2 separate regions of the Homo sapiens genome follow, and region 2 is linked to region 1. A link is a loop called in an ENCODE intact Hi-C map of the cell type or tissue named here. Cell type or tissue: heart left ventricle. All regions are shown on one strand.

Region 1 (8,000 bases):
ATCAATTATCTATCCATCATCACCCATCTACCCATCATCCATCCATCCATCCATCCATCCATCCATCCATCCATGTATCTAACATGCCAACCTCCCTTCTCACTCCTTCTCTTTAGCTATATACTAAAATCCCCAGCTTCCCTTCATATAGATGTAAACATGGGAACAGAATTGAGTCAAGAGTTCATGAGTGTATGTGGAGTGTACAACCTCTCGGTCATTTACTTCTTAACAACAAAATACTCTCTGGGCTTTGACTCTTTGCCCCTCATCTTGAGCTGACCTGCGGTGTGGACAGGAAGGAAGATAGCTCATAGGAACATGTGAGCTATGTGAGAAACACCACCATGGCCAAATACTGGGATACTGCACAATCAGATGTGCACCCAGTAACCTGCACACGTGTCCCACACAGCATTGTGCATGGCAAGTGATCACAGTTCATATCATTTCTGAAATACACAAGCACATACACACCCCATTTCTTGGGTTAGCTGGGGGAGGGGATAAGGAAATGATAAGCATTAGAACCTTCTTTGAACCTTGACTGAAGAATTCTAAGTCTATTACTTATACAGTCTCAGCCTTTTCCAGTTTTAGATCTAGGAACATTATTCATTCTGGGTGGGTTCTTCTCTTTATTTTCAAATTATACATCAAATAGTGGAATAGACTGAGTAGAGTGATATGGAGCAGCTTTCTCGAAGTATGCTCACCTCATCAAAATCACTAGGTTGCCAATGCAACCTAACCCCAGACCTCGGAGTCAGAATTTCAATCTCTCTGGCACATTCTTAGGCATATTAAAATTTGAGAAATACTATTTTGATGACATGACTCCATACCTTTATATAAAAGTCCAACTCTTTTAGTATCAGTTTGCTTTCCTAAAATCAGTCTCTAGAGGCTAAAAGTTTGATAATCTTCCCAAGGATGTTTACTTGTAAACCTAATGGCATCTCTAAATTAAAGAACCCAGCTAGGACCGGGTGCAGTGGCTCACACCTATAATCCTAGCACTTTGGGAGGTCAAAATGAGAGGATTGCTTCAGCCCAGGAGTTCAAGACTAGCCTAGGCAACATAGTGCGACCCTGTCTCTACAAAAAGTTAAAAAATTAGCAGGGCGTGGTGGTACACACCTGCAGTCCTAGCTACTCAGGAGGCTGAGGTGGAAGGATTGCTTGAGGTTAGGAGTTGCAGGCTGTAGTGAGCTGTGATTATGCCACTGAACTCTCCAGCCTGGGTGATGGAGTGAAATCTTACTCTTAGAAAAATTAAATTAAAAAAAAAATCCAGGCAGTACCATGGGGTGGATGTCAGTTGGTACAAATACATCTTTAGGAAGTTGGTTAGCTTGTCTCAGAAAAAAATTCATGGAGAAATTTCCCTTTGGTGGCCCATTCTTTTTTTGTTTTTTTTTTTTTGGAGACAGTCTTGCTCTGTCACCAGGCTGGAGTGCAGTGGCACGGTCTTGGCTCACTGCAACCTCCACCTCCCAGGTTCAAGCAATTCTCCTGCCTCAGTCTCCCGAGTAGCTGGGATTACAGGCGCCCACCACCACACCCGGCTAATTTTTGTATTTTTTAGTAGAGATGGGGTTTCACCATGTTGGCCAGGCTGGTCTCGAACTCATGACCTCATGATCTGCCCGCCTTGGCCTCCCAAAGTGCTGGGATTACAGGTGTGAGGCCCATTCTTTCTTTATCTTCAGCTACCCCCACACCAGGATCAGAGCCCCCATGTTGCCTTGGGTTGTCCTGAAACCCACACCTCACCCTGGTCTGCCTTTCTACTCCATAATTCCCTTCCACCTTCCTAAAATTTCAGGAAGTCCTGTGCTTAGTGGCAGGTAACTGTGTATTTAGAGACTCTCGGACTAGAAGCCATTCACACGAAGGGAAGGCGTTTGCATTATGAAGGACTGTGTTCTTCCCCACTGGCATCTGGTTGGTGAACTGAGGTGGGGGTGCTCAGGGGCAACCCCTTACCCATCCTTGCTTGGTTTGCCAGGGGATCAAGAAGTCACATTCAAGGTTCCCAAGCCACCACTGTTCAGCCCTGCCCTTTCTTCACTTTGGCAGAGAAGCTGAATAAAAATGGACTTTGGGTGGACTGGCAAAGAAAACTGCTGAACCCAATGGCAGGGACTTCCTATGATTTAACTGATGGCCAGCATGGTGATGACGGGAGGGGAGAGGCTCTTGGCGGTGACAGGCAAGCATCTCCAGGCTGCAGGTGGTTGGTGCTTTGTGTGTTGTCTATGCTGTGTACTGCCAAAATGGCCAGCAGGAGAAAGGTGTGCATCTATGATCCTCGGGGTCCCCCAGAACGACCTCAGGCAGTCCCCACCACACACACCTTTTCTTCTCTTGTGGCGCCCGCTCCGTCTCTGGCCTGGCTGTCCCGAGGCTGCAGCTCCAGCACAGTGCGGAAGAGCTTTTCTGAGGTTTGGGTCAGGAAGCCAATCTCTGCGTTCGGGTGGAGGCCATAGAGGTAGGGGGATTCTGGGGGCAGCTCAGCATCGATGTACTGAAAATCAAGGGCAAGCTCACTTAAAAAGAAACCAGGACGTACCTCCCATCTCCCACACCGGCTTGTCCTCTGCAGGGAGTCCATGGGCTAGTATCCCTCCTCCAGGGGACACTGCTCACCATCCCTGGTTGACTTCATCACCCTCTCCACCTATTAGTGCACCTTGACATCATCCATTTTTGTCGGCTGGACCCGTTTCCCAAAACTTCCACATTCATTCTATCATTCTCTTTTTTCTGGGAGGCTTAGATGACTTTATCTATCTCCACACCCAATGCCTCCCACTCCTCCCTGATGACTCTTTTTCCTGCAGACCAGAGGAGGACTTCTCATAGTCTTTCAAAAATACGAATCCCTCCCTAGTGATTTTACGTAAGCTCTTCTAGGATTCCAGACCTTTCCTTCTTTTCTCTCCCCTCCATCTAAATCAGATATGACAAACCTGAACATGTACATGGGATGGCACATGCAAAATAAACAAGTGAATTGGGCTTAGGACGAAGGAGGTGAGATTGGCTGCGAACTGGAGAGTTTGCGCCCCTGGTGAAAGGTATTCAAATAAAAAAAATTTTGAAACTATGTGTCACCCTAGCAGCTCCTTTCTGTGGCCAGTGCTAGTGGCTAGAGTCTGCCATGCCTAATGCCTAAAAATCCTAACCAGCGGCTAAGGCTCAGTTTTATTTTATTTTATTTTATTGTGTGTGTGTGAGACAGGCTCTCACTCTGCTGAAAAAACTAGAGTACAGTAGTGTACAGTAGAGTACACAGCTCACTAAAGCCTCCACCTCCCAGGCTCAAGTGCTTTCCACCTCAGTCTCCCAAGTAGCTGGAAATACAGGTACATGCCACCATGCTCAAGCCGATTTTTTATTTCTATTTTTTGTAGAGATGAGGTCTCACTATGTTGCCTGGGCTGGTCTCTAACTCATCAGCTCAAGTGATCCTCCAGCCTTGACTTTCCAAAGTTCTGGGATTACAGGCGGGAGCCACCGCGCCTGGCTCTGAATGTTTTGAGCGCCTCTTCATGGCTCTTTATACGATGGTGGGAAAATATCCCTCAAGTTCCGTTCCTGATATGATTTTGACGATTCCTTGGTGTTATTAACACCTAGCCTAATAGATTGCCCATTCCTCAAGGGCCGATCTGTATGTTCATTTTTGTATTTCCTCCAGCGTTCTGTGCAGGCCTGGACTCTATGTAGATGCCCTAGAACCATCTATTAACTAACACATTAAAGAGAAGTATAAGAAAGAGAGTGTACCTCAGTCATTTGGAAATGTGCAAATCGATTTCACCCTTGCTGAATAAGAAAAACAGACTTCCTTTGCCTGTTACTTGCTCCAGCCTCCTGTCGAATTATCCCATGGACACTAGGGGACGCTGTTGCACAATTTTCCCGGGAAAAGCCTTTTTGCCTTTGGTGAAGTAGTTAAAAACATTTCCTCTTATTTTCCTTAAAGAGCTTTATTGTTTTAAATCTCCTCTTATAGGTCCAATTTTTCTGGATCAAATGACTTTTACGATTTACCCTTAAGTTTAATGAATTAAAGAAATTTTTTTAAAGCTTGCAGTTAATATTCCTGTGATCAATATTTCCCTTATGTTTTATATTCAAGAGTTTTTCTAGGCATGTTCAAAAGCCTACCAATAAAAACTGCTAAAAAATATCTTTCGGGCCGGGCGCGGTGGCTCACGCCTGTAATCCCAGCACTTTGGGAGGCTGAGGTGGGAGGATCATGAGGTCAGGAGTTCGAGACCAGCCTGACCAACATGATGAAACCCCGTCTCTACTAAAAATACAAAAATTAGCTGGGCGTGGTGACGCACGCCTGTAATCCCAGCTACTCAGGAGGCTGAGGCAGGAGAATCACTTGAACCAGGGAGGCGGAGGTTGCAGTGAGCCGAGATCGCGCTATTCCACTCCAGCCTGGGTGACAGAGTGAGACTCCGTCTTATAAAAAAAAAAAAAAAAAATCTTTTGGAATGTTTTCCATGGAAGGTGAAATAGGCAAAGATGAATACTTTAAACATAGCTGTGGTAATAGTAACATAAAAGACCGAAGTAATAGTAAGAAAACCTCCATGAGGCCGGGCGTGCTGGCTCACACCTGTAATCCCAGCACTTTGGGAGGCCGAGGCAGGTGGATCACCTGAGGTTAGGAGTTCGAGACCAGCTTCGCCAACACGATGAAACCCCGTCTCCACTAAAAAATACAAAAACCGGGTGTGGTGGTGGGGGCCTGTAATCCCAGCTACTCAGGAGGCTGAGGCAGGGAGAATAGCTTGAACCTGGGAGGCGGAGGTTGCAGTGAGCCAAGATCGCACCACTGTATTCCAGCCTGGGTGACAGATCAAGACTCCGTCTCATAAAAGAAAAGAAAAGAAAGCCTTCATGAGAATGCTGACTGTGGCATACGTATGCGGTATGTGCCTGTGTTCATAGCCACCAACACGGAGTGGGAGGGGTGAGTGACCTGAGTGATCTTGGCACAAGACCATGCTCCTCCAGGGATATTTAGAATCACCCACAGAAACTTTACCAAAAGTTGGCTAAGGTCTTGCCTGAAATTTTGCTCCATGAAAAACGGCTTTGTCAGGCCAGGCGCGGCGGCTCACGCCTGTAATCCCAGCACTTTGGGAGGCCCAGGTGGGCGGATCACGAGGTCAGGAGATCAAGACCATCCTGGCTAACAGGGTGAAACCCCGTCTCTACTAAAAAAAATACAAAAATAAAATTAGCCGGGCTTGGTGGCGGGCGCCTGTAGTCCCAGCTACTCGGGAGGCTGAGGCAGGAGAATGGCGTGAACCCGGGAGGCGGAGCTTGCAGTGAGCAGAGATAGCGCCACTGCACTCCAGCCTGGGCGCCAGAGCAAGACTCCATCTCAAAAAAAAAAAAAAAAAAAAAAAAAAAATGGGTTTGTCAACATCCCAAGTGAAAACAACCAAATAACTGTCCCAGATGTTATTTGTAGAAAACAGCAACACACAGAATGACTGAACCAATCATCAAGAATCGAAAGATCTCCAAAGGCTCCATTTGATTATTAATTTGAGGCTAGAAATCCCGTATCTCTCAACTTAAACAGGGCAGGCTTGGGGCATAGGACCAGATTTGACATGAGCTCAGCTGTCTAAGCCCTTTTGCCTCAGCCCCTGCCTGCAGCCCATGGTGATGTCCCAGCAGAGGCTTCCCTGGTGGTGCAGGTCGGCGTGGGAGGAATACCCAGGGCCCTGTGAGCACCCTCACGACATCAGAAGCACAGAGCAGAGTCTCACCTGATGATAACCATTGTAGTCCATGTTGCCTGGGAGTGGGAACCCTGGGGCCAAAGACAGTTCTCCTTCTAACATTTCTGGTCGAATGAATTCCCCCAGGTAGGTTCTGCAGAGTCTTCTGTCCCAGTCATCTGTGATATGGCCTCCATACATGATCTCTCCAAACAGGTAGCGCAAATCATCATAGGGGACCTGAGTGATGGGGGAAAGAAAGAGAGGAAGGAAGAAAGACCTCCACACAGGCGTCGGGGCTGGCCTCCCATCTGGGCAGCACAGAAAGCCACAAGAGAGGGACGCTTCTTGAGATTGAGAGCAATGTCTTATTTTTCTCCATACCCTCAGTGCCCAGCAGGGTTAGGGGTGTTTGGGGAGTTCATTAAAAGCCTGAAGAAGGCCGGGCGCGGTGGCTCACGCCTGTAATTCCAGCACTTTGGGAGGCCGAGGCGGGTGGATCACCTGAGATTGGGAGTTCAAGACCAGCCTGACCAACATGGAGAAACCCCATCGCTACTAAAAATACAAAATTAGCTGGGTGTGGTGGTGCATGCCTGTAATCCCAGCTACTCGGGAGGCTGAGACAGGAGAATCTCTTGAACCCGGGAGGCGGAGGTTGTGGTGAGCTGAGGTCATGCCATTGCACTCCAGCCTGGGCAACAAGAGCGAAACTCCATCTCAAAAAAAAAGAAGAAAAAAAAAAGCTTGAAGAATTACATCAAAGAGTGAAGACAGGAAAGTTGCCAACCCCACGCCCCATATATATATGCCTTCCCTCTTTCAAGCTTTTTAACTGTGACAGTGAAGGCAGGCTCTACCTAGAAATTCTTTAAATAGGTGAATGTCAAATGGAGAAAAGTGAGGACCAGAGTACTTTTCTAATTTTCTGCCTTTAATGACAAGATTAACTGTCCCCTTTGAAAGTTCAAAGGGAATAAACAAAGCCCACAAGTTCATTGGTGTGAGACTTAGGGAGGGAGGTCACTGGAGGAAAGCCAGCAATGAAAGATTACTGTTGAGTGGGCTTCCCAGGCCCAAGGGCTGGAGACAGAAGGATTTCTCAGGGCATCTGGGCCTGGTTCGTTTTCCCCACGAGGAAGAGGTGGTGGCCCTGTTGACTCTGTGTTTGGCTCCTGAACTAGAATAACCTTGACGAGGTGAATATTCCCTTAACTGGAAGAGCACTGATTGTTAGCGAAGTTTGGGAACTTATATCAGGCGAGTGTGAAGTCTCTTCCTGCTGATCACAGTCTACCTGCCATGCTGTGAAGACATAGGTATGGTCTGGTGGGGCCCGGGACAAACTCTCATGGGACTGACTCACTGTGTGAGTCTCTAGTTAGACTTCCTGAGCGTCCATGGCTCTCACCTCACAGTTGTACTATTCTCAGCCTTTGGGTTAGTCCTGGGGTTGGCACTGCCTCATCCCACCTGTGTGGGGTGCAGCCCTTCTGTGTGCTCATGCCCCTTCTGTAGGATAGCACTGCATCATCCCTCCTTAACGTGCATACGAATTACCAGAGAATCTCGTTAAAATGCGCTGATTCAGTAAGTTTGGGTGGGACCTGAGATTCTGCATTTCTAACTAGCTCCCAGGTCCTGCCAATGATGTTGATGCATGGGCTCCGATTTGTACTATCAAGGTTTCAAATAATCTGGCTGTCAGGTAATGGGGAGTGGGGCTTGGAACATGACCATGTGTTACACTCTTAAATTATGGTCCCCGAATCAGCAGCATCTGCATCACGAGGGAGCTTGTTAGAAATGCACATTCTCAGGCCCCATCCTAGACCCCTCTGATTCACCCCTCAAAATTAAATAATTTTAACCCTCTCCCAACCTGGCTGGTCCCTGAATGTCCATGGCCTTTACCTTTGCGTTGGCCTCCAGGAAGTTGTAGAGGACATTCACAGAGATAGTGAGGTCTCCAGTGTTAAAGGGGTATGAGCGATTCCATCCCTGGGGCCCAAATTTTCGTCTTTCTGCCACCACCGCATGGAAGTAACAAAGAGCAAAGAGGATGCTCTTAAACTCCGTCTCCCGAGAACACATCTCCAGAGTGTCCTGAAATGAGAGTGTCGCTTTTAAGGTTCGCACACAACTTCTCTTATACGGGGCTGGCTAGGGTGAGGTTACAATCAGGGTTCGTGTTGGAAAACATTACCATATATTCTGGTTTGGGTTTGAGTTACAGCG
Region 2 (8,000 bases), 170 kb after region 1:
CACACGAAGCCTGCTTTGCAAGTCTGCTGGCCTAAGGCCTGGGTGATGTAGCGGATAACGAGAGTGCCAGGTTCACTTTTCACATTATAAGCTATGGCTCCTAACTTATCCAGCTGCAAACAGCTCATATCTAGGTGTGGGGAGGCACTGCAGTGTCACCTGGGAAAGCTCAGACCAAGTAACAGAGTGGGACAAGGCTGTCGGTGTTTGGGAAGTAAGAACAGGGTTTCTCCCCAGCCCTGCCTCTCCCCTCATTTTGTTGGAAGAATGGCTTGGAAGCTTCTCCAAAACAAAGCTGTTTTAGTTAATGTGTTGTTTCCATAAAAAAGGAGACTGTGTCGTAAATGAGTTAAGGGGAGAGAGACTCTGGCAAGGGTAAAACATCACCGGTGGCCCATGTCTATTTGGGAGCTCTGTGTGTAAACACCGGGGAAAAGCAAGCCCCAGGTGGAGTCAGACCAGATGTGTCATGCCTGCCTCACCACTTGGTGGTGACTTTGGGCAATCACATCCTTTTACCTGAGCCTCAGTTTCCCCACCCATAACATATGAGAGATGAATTAAATGATCTCTAGAGATACTTTCAGTGCCGGAAGTCTGCAAGTTCTTGCAAATCTCTCCATGGCTTGTAGCTCTCTTTGTCATCAAGGTGCTGAACTGCTCTGTGTTGAACACCTTGCTCTTGAGGAATTTAACAGACCAGGGAGGAATGTAGAAAGAAAGACCAGAAGCAGTGCTAAGGGGTGCTGGAGGAGCCAGAAAGAGGTGTGTAGGGAGAGGTGAGAAGGGGCGTGTGGGAGGAAGTGCGCAGTGCTGGGGTATGCAGAACTCAAGTCAGGCAGGCACCTGACGCTTGGCTTCAGCTCTGTGTCAGGTGACACGGCCACCCAGATGCCCCCCACCCCAGGTGCCCTGGGCTGCTTACCCTGCAGCATTGCTGACGTGGTGTAGTAGTTGAATGGCACGTTTTTCACCAGGTATGCCTCGGGGTCAAGGCTGGCCAGCTTAGCTCCCACCAGCACCGACTTGCCAGTGCCAGCCGTGCCCACCAGCATGACAGGCCGCTGCCGCGCCATCAACCGCTCCATGAAGTAGCACACACGGATGGTCTCACTCGTGTGCACCAAACACGCCTGGAATGGGAGCACAATAAGCCTGCCAAGGGTGGGCTCTAGGGAGAAACAGATGCACCAGCGGCGTTCCGAAGCATTTCAGAACAGGGGATTCCGTCACGATGGAGCTCCCCAAATAAGCACCGGTCAGGAGTATCTTCCCTGATGTTCACAGTGGGACCATTCTACAGACTCACTCTCTGGGCTCCCCGCAGTTAGGCAGAGAGCTTCCCCGCTCTCCTCTACCACCCGGGCCTCTTTCTCTGTGGCCTCTCTAATGCATTTTAAAATCTTCTGCCCCTGCCATTTCCTCCTCTCTTGAGGAAATGTCCTGGCCTTTAGTAGAATCTGTGACTTCATTACACCCATCATCTCCTCTGCAAAGTCATGGAGCTGGGGATGACTAGTTCCTAGCAAGGACAAATGCTCAGATAGCCATGCGGGGCTGCTACTGGAGCCACTGCAGATCCTTGAGGGCAACTGCACGCACGTCCTCGGCTGCTCAGCTGCACTCACCTGCAAGGGCATCTCGGGGTCAAATTCGAACTGGGGGACGAGCTTGGACCAAGGCTCGAATTTCTTGGTCTCTGGGTCGATGTAATAGTCAAAGATGGTTCCTTGGGAAGGAAACTTGACTGTTTTGAACTCAGTCAGCCACCATTTGCTGAACTCTGCCCGGTAGTCCACAAGCTGCAAAAACAAAGACAGTCAGGGGACAAGGTCCTCCAGAACTCAAGAAGCCCACACAGGAGGCCACGGCGTCAGATAGAAGGTCAGGGCAGGACAACGTGCTCCTCCCTGTGTGGGCCTGCCGGCTAGACCAGCTCCTCCAGGAAGGCAGCGCTGCCCCAAGGGTCAACCCTGACCAAGCCGGACTACGCAGGGGCCACGCACAGGCATCCTTGCTTGACCATGCGGCTGAGCCAGCCTGGTCCTGCCATGTCTTACAGCCACTGAAGGGTGGAGATGGTTGAGGGAGGGAGGTGGAAGAACACGGGGGAGAATCAAGAACTCCTGAAGAGGTAGATTGGCCCCATTCTTCGGTGCCTGAGATTCTCTGCAGTTCCCAGGATGGCAGCCTAAGGTTGGAATGGAATGGTGACTCTTGACACCTGGGGCACAGAGCGCTGCAGTGAGAAGAGCCTCAGAAGGGGTTTGGGTATCAGCTAGGTAACCACAGGCAAATCCTTCTTTCTATGCCTCAATCTCCTCGTCTGCAAAATGAGGTTTCTGGAAAGATTTCCAAGGTTCTTGCAAGAGCTAAAATCCTAGAATCTAGGAGCAGTGGGGGAGACAGAGCTGTACTGGTTTTTCTGACAGAAGGAATAGGTAGAAGCATATAATTTGCATGCATACCTATTAGATAATGGGCCCCTTACGCATGGGGCTGTATACCCAGTGTACTCAAACCATCTTATTGTGTCCAAACACACACACACACACTCAGACCCAAAACATACCCATTACTACTGGCAACTCTTTGGGAGGGCAAACCCATTCTTTAAACACACTGAACTAAGAAAAATCCTAAAGGAAAAAAAAAGTCCCATATTGGTCATTTTAGGAAATATTCATGGAGGGCAGGACAATGACAGTTTAAAGGCTGAAGAGACCAGGGAGCTGGGCACATGGTAACAACTATGAAACCCGAAAAAAGGGCACTCCTCATTTTGCTGTTAAATAAATAGGATTGAATTCTTTTGCTTTAAAATGAGAGTGGAAATGGGTGGTAAGATAAGAAAAGATTTGTTTGATGTTCTCATTCTGATTTGAATTTAGATCAAGGGGACGTTATAACTTCCCAATATTGTTCTCTGGAACCAGAAGCCTAGAGGAAACCCCCATTCTTAACTCCTAGATAATACGCTTCAAGACCTTCAACTTTCTACGAAAACCAGATTTTAGGTTTCTATGGAAACTCTGAGATGAAGGCCACCTCTAGAAGGAAGGAAGGGTGGGTCTTGTTTCCTCAGCCCCGATGCTGCCTTGAGATGCCTGGCAATTTCCCAGCTAAGCCCTTGGCTGGGCCACACCGACATTGTCTCACCTTCCTGTAAGCTGGTGCTTGACCGCACCTTGTACTATAATTGGACACTGTAAAGTCAAGGTGACCTCTGCTGGGCCAGTCCAGTGGTCCTTTCTTTTTCCTTTTCTTTCTTTTTTTTTTTTTTTTTGAGACAGAGTCTTGCTCTGTTGCCCAGGCTGGAGGGCAGTGGCGCGATCTCAGCTCACGGCAACCTCTGCCTCCCGGGTCCAAGCTGTTCTCTGCCTCAGCCTCCCGAGTAGCTGGGATTACAGGCACCCGCCACCATGCCCAAGCCCGGCTAATTTTTTGTATTTTTAGTAGAGATGGGGTTTCACCATATTGTCCAGGCTGGTCTTGAACTACGGACCTCATGATCCACCCGCCTTGGCCTCCCAAAGTGCTGGGATTACAGGCGTGAGCCACCGCACCCAGCCCAATGATCCTTTCTTAATTCCACTCCATGGTATCTCTTCAGCATGGTCCCTTCTGAAGTCCCCATGTCCCCTGGGCTCTCACAGTTCACTGTTTTCTCTCTGCCCTTTAACCTGGAGGACATGAGGACTTTACTGGCATACTGTGGTAGAGCTGGGAACCCAGTGTTACTTCGCTTCATTTTCACAATGCTATAGGTTATCCTGGTTACTTAAAATCACTCCCATTTTATAAAGTGGGGGTTTTATGAAACGACAGAATTGGGAGTTGAACCCAGGTTGTCAGTCTCACAATCTGGTGTTTTCTCTACCTTACGTTTCCGAGAGATTGTTCTCTCTAAGGGCTGCAAGGTATTCAGCCAGGACTTTTTTTTTTTTTTAAATGGGAACTTCTACTCAGGTATAGCCTCCATTTTGTATTTCTGCTTTGCTTTTATGACAGTTTTTTTCAATGTAAGCACCATTGCTGTTCCTGATGTGAATATTTTGACCAAACTCCTACCTTCCTATTGACAGCACTATTTTTGGTGTTTAGCTTTTAATGCAGGCAGTGTAGGGGTCTGGGATGTGCCCTGCTGCTAAAAGCTTTCTCCCTTGTCCTCTTCCCAGGTTGCTGGCAGGGCTGTCAATTGCTTCAAGTGCTCCAGTGCGCAGGACGCCTGGAGGGATGCTTTCTCCGGGGCTTTTAAAAGGCTTGAGGGGATTTAAATTTTTATACCCAGAGTTAGAAAAATTGATCACATATTTTCATCCTGATACTCCACTGCCTGCGCACCACCAATATGAGAGAGTAGCTCAGCAGTCGCTGTCTGACGTTTTCCCAGCCCACAGGTCAGAGACTGCATTTGACGGGGAGCAATTAAACCTATGCATTCGGGATCTCTGTGCAGTTCAGCCAGGTCTCATCCATCCTGCTGAAATCTTTGCCTCCTTGCCTCAAAGGGGAAATGTAAAGCTGTCAAAGGAGTAGTCCACAGAGAAGCTCCAAAGACTACAGAACAGACAGCAGAAAATTCTCAGATGTCAAACTCCTGGCTCATGTATCCTCCTGTCCTTGGAGACTTCCCTTTCTGCCTCCAGGGCATCTGTCTCTGGGGAGGGCAGTAGAGAAAGGTGCACTTCCTGAGAGCCTGCGAGAGCTGCTTTCTGAATTTTGAGCACCAAAGAACACATCAGGGAGTGATGGTTGGTAGGACGGATGTTAACAGCCAGGGCCCTTGAAAATGAAAAAGAAGTTAATTGCAAATTCTTTTTTGTCCAAGTTCACTTTCATTTTGGATTTCTAGAACATGGTTTTGCCTTGGGAGGCTGAAACTTTCTACCTTCCTTTGAAAGAGGCTCACAATCAATCCAGACTGAGAAGAGTAAATGATAACTTTCCAACAATTACAGCTTGGTCTGATCCCCTGTTGCAAGAGAGACACCAGATACGTGCTACAGAACTGAATATTTTTACTAGAAGAATAGTAATAATAAGCACCCATGGGTTGTGCTAAGTACCTTGCATGTATTCATGCTGAGTGATTAGAACATTATGCATTCACTTAGTCCTCGCCACCCTCCTAGGAGCTGGGTACCCCTATGATCATTCTTTGTGCACATGGGGAGAGTAAGGTAGAGAGAGGTTAAGTTACTTTCCTAACGTTCCCCAGATAATAGTGGCAGAGCTACAATTCAAATCCACAGTTCATGTTCTTTTTTGCTTTTATTTTTGCTTTTCTCAGCTATTTTTTAAAATCACTTTATTGTGGTATGACTGATATACAAAAAGCTGCACATATTTAATGCATATGATGTGATGAGTTTGGAAAAAAGTATACACTTGTGAAACCATCGCCACAATCTATGCATAAACCTACATATCACCTTCAAAGTTCCCTTCCATGCTCTTATTTATCGTTGTTATTGTTATTGTTGTTTTGTGCTAAGAACATTTGATGTAAGATTTATCTTCCCTCTTCGCAATTTTTTTTTTTAAGAAAAAGGAAATCTTTCCATTTGCAACAACGTGATGAACCTGGAGACTGTTATGCTAGGTGAAATAAGCCAGGCACAGAAGAACAAATCTGACATGATATCACTTACATGATACAGCTAAAATAGTCAATTCACAGAAGCAGAGAGAGGAATTGAGGTTGCCAGTGGCTGGGGGAGGGAGCAATGGAAGGTATAGGTCAAAGGGTACAAAATTTTGGTTATAAAAATGATTAAGTTCAAGATGAATAAATCTTCTGTACAGGAAAGTTCCTATAGTAACAATACTGTATTGTATACTTAAAATTTGCTAACAGAGTCCATGTTCTTAACTGTCATACAATAATGCCTAATAGCTAGAGTCAGTTATAGGAGACTGGTTTGCATAATATTGAATATTTTTCTTTCTAGATAAAATATCTTTTATTTGGAGAAAAATAAGTAAAGAAAAATGCTGGGAATACAAGAAGGGTTGGGGGACAGGATGCAAGGATATTCCAAGCCACATATCCCTTCTTCCAATCAACATGAGACTATAGCAGTCAACACTATAAGATAAATTCCACTTTGGTTTTCCAATCCTAGATGCTAATTAGACTTTGGTCCAGCCTTCTCTGGACAGCTTTGAGTTTCGCGCGTATGGAGATATGATAGTTAACTCTGGCCTGGTAGGGAGTGGTACATCCTTGTTCTAGAGGTTTTTAAGAAAACTGAAGGGTTTCCTTCCACTCAAGCTTCCACGGCACAGCCTCCTTCCACCCCTCTCTCCACAAACACACCACCTGGCAAAGTAGTGCATATATACCAGCAGTTGTTCAAACTCAAACACTGTATAAGTTCCCAAGAAATCAAAGATATGTTCAGTAGCTCAAAAAGGAAAAGCTCCGAACACACCACGACCTCATGTATCTCACCCTATGAGGTCTGGCTAGGACAACTGATGTCTTTAGCAGAGTAATAGGTAGATGACTAAATAGTTTGCTGCTTTCAAGTCCATTCTGACATTTAGCTGTCCTGTCTTCCAAATCTTTGCTAAAGGATCAGTTTTTGCTGCTACAGACTTCAGTGTGGTTGTTGAGCTCAACATATCTCCTTACCTGATCTTGGACCATTGCTCCGCCGAAAGCCCAGATGGCAGCAAACACAAAATAATGCTCATAAATTTCCTTAGGGCAGTCTGCAGGGATGTCCTCCGTGGTCAGGAGACATTCCAGAAGGTGACACACCATCTGAACCATGCTCTGCTCTGGGATGGGAATGATCTTCTTAAACCTGCAAAGAGAGACCCGAGGGGATCTGAAACACAGAGGATATTCCATTCTGGTGGTGCTGTTGGACAGCTATGGAACCACTCAGTTTCAGTGGACTCATGGTCCGTCAAGTTCTTTGGGATTACAGACAACCAGAGCGCCACTTAAGCCTTTATTCTCATCAGCTGTTCTCGCGCCAGCTTCCTTTGTAAGGAAGTAAGGGCCCAGAGCTCTCCTGAGGACTTTCTCATCTCCTTTCCTCTGACACCCTCCCCCTCCCACTTCTTCTTCCCTCTTCTCTTTCTGTTGATGATCCCCTCTCAGTACCTGGGGAACACAGGTGGCTGCAACAAGTAACTTTTTCGCTCATTTCACACTTTCTGCAATTGTCAAAAAGCACCTCAACGGTAATCCCAGCACTTTGGGAGGCTGAGGAGGGAGGATCACGAGGTCAGGAGATCGAGACCATTCTGGCTAACATGGTGAAACCCCGTCTCTACTAAAAATACAAAAAATTAGCCGGGCACGGTGGCGGGCACCTGTACTCCCAGCTACTTGGGAGGCTGAGGCAGAAGAATGGCGTGAACCCGGGAGGCGGAGCTTGCAGTGAGCTGAGATCGGGCCACTGCATTCCAGCCTGGGTTACAGAGTGAGACTCCATCTCAAAAAAAAAAAAAAAAAAAAAAAAAAACAAAAAAAAAAACGCACCTAAAGAGGCAATTTTGGTGCATTTCTGAGGCTTGCCCTTCTACCTCTTCACCTCAGAGGTTTCCTTCCATTGAAAACACCAAAAACACTTTTTCTGGGGCCAGGATCTTATCTGGGAAGTAGAGTGGACCAGGACAGATGGTTATTTTATACAATCATGATGAACTGAATGGAGTTCTTCAACTGAAAATACACCTCTGTAACTCTGCCCTGGCCTGGTGTTTGCACTTTTAATCTTGGCTTTAGAGGCCTTAATTGAAAGGCAGATATCAAGAGATGCACAAAAGACATCCTATGCCTCATGCAGCAGGAGCATGCACAAGCTCACACACACATACTTTTCTTCCCATAGGTATCCTCATCACACCACATGTATATGCAGAGCACACCACGTACCCACACACTCAGCCCACATTGCCACCTCCCACAGGATGAAGTGTTCATAGGCAGCATGGAGGCAGAGTCCGTTTTCATAACAAATACAGCACTGTCAATGGAC

What was found. Peaks named below come from ENCODE experiments on the same cell type or tissue, not always from the same donor. Only the 100,000 strongest peaks of a DNase experiment are listed, where the experiment ranks them.
Region 2: it touches region 1 in a loop (2.1-fold over the local background); 5 of 110 quality-filtered maps call a loop at or near these places.

The regions. Positions count from the first base shown.
Region 1 is chr17:11,931,882-11,939,881 of GRCh38, reverse strand. It overlaps DNAH9 (dynein axonemal heavy chain 9), which reads right to left. Exons shown (of 69, transcript NM_001372.4): 64 at 7,677-7,868; 65 at 5,811-6,002; 66 at 2,360-2,530. Among named protein-coding and RNA genes, the nearest start is that of ZNF18, 62 kb to the left of the region's middle. In heart left ventricle, a CTCF peak has its summit at 3,900 (motif pointing right); no DNase peak of the experiment used is centred here; H3K27me3 peaks cover 448 bases.
Region 2 is chr17:11,762,255-11,770,254 of GRCh38, reverse strand. It overlaps DNAH9 (dynein axonemal heavy chain 9), which reads right to left. Exons shown (of 69, transcript NM_001372.4): 36 at 6,641-6,815; 37 at 1,629-1,802; 38 at 926-1,133. Among named protein-coding and RNA genes, the nearest start is that of DNAH9, 170 kb to the right of the region's middle. In heart left ventricle, a CTCF peak has its summit at 3,233 (motif pointing left); a DNase peak (open chromatin) is centred at 3,130; H3K27ac peaks cover 755 bases.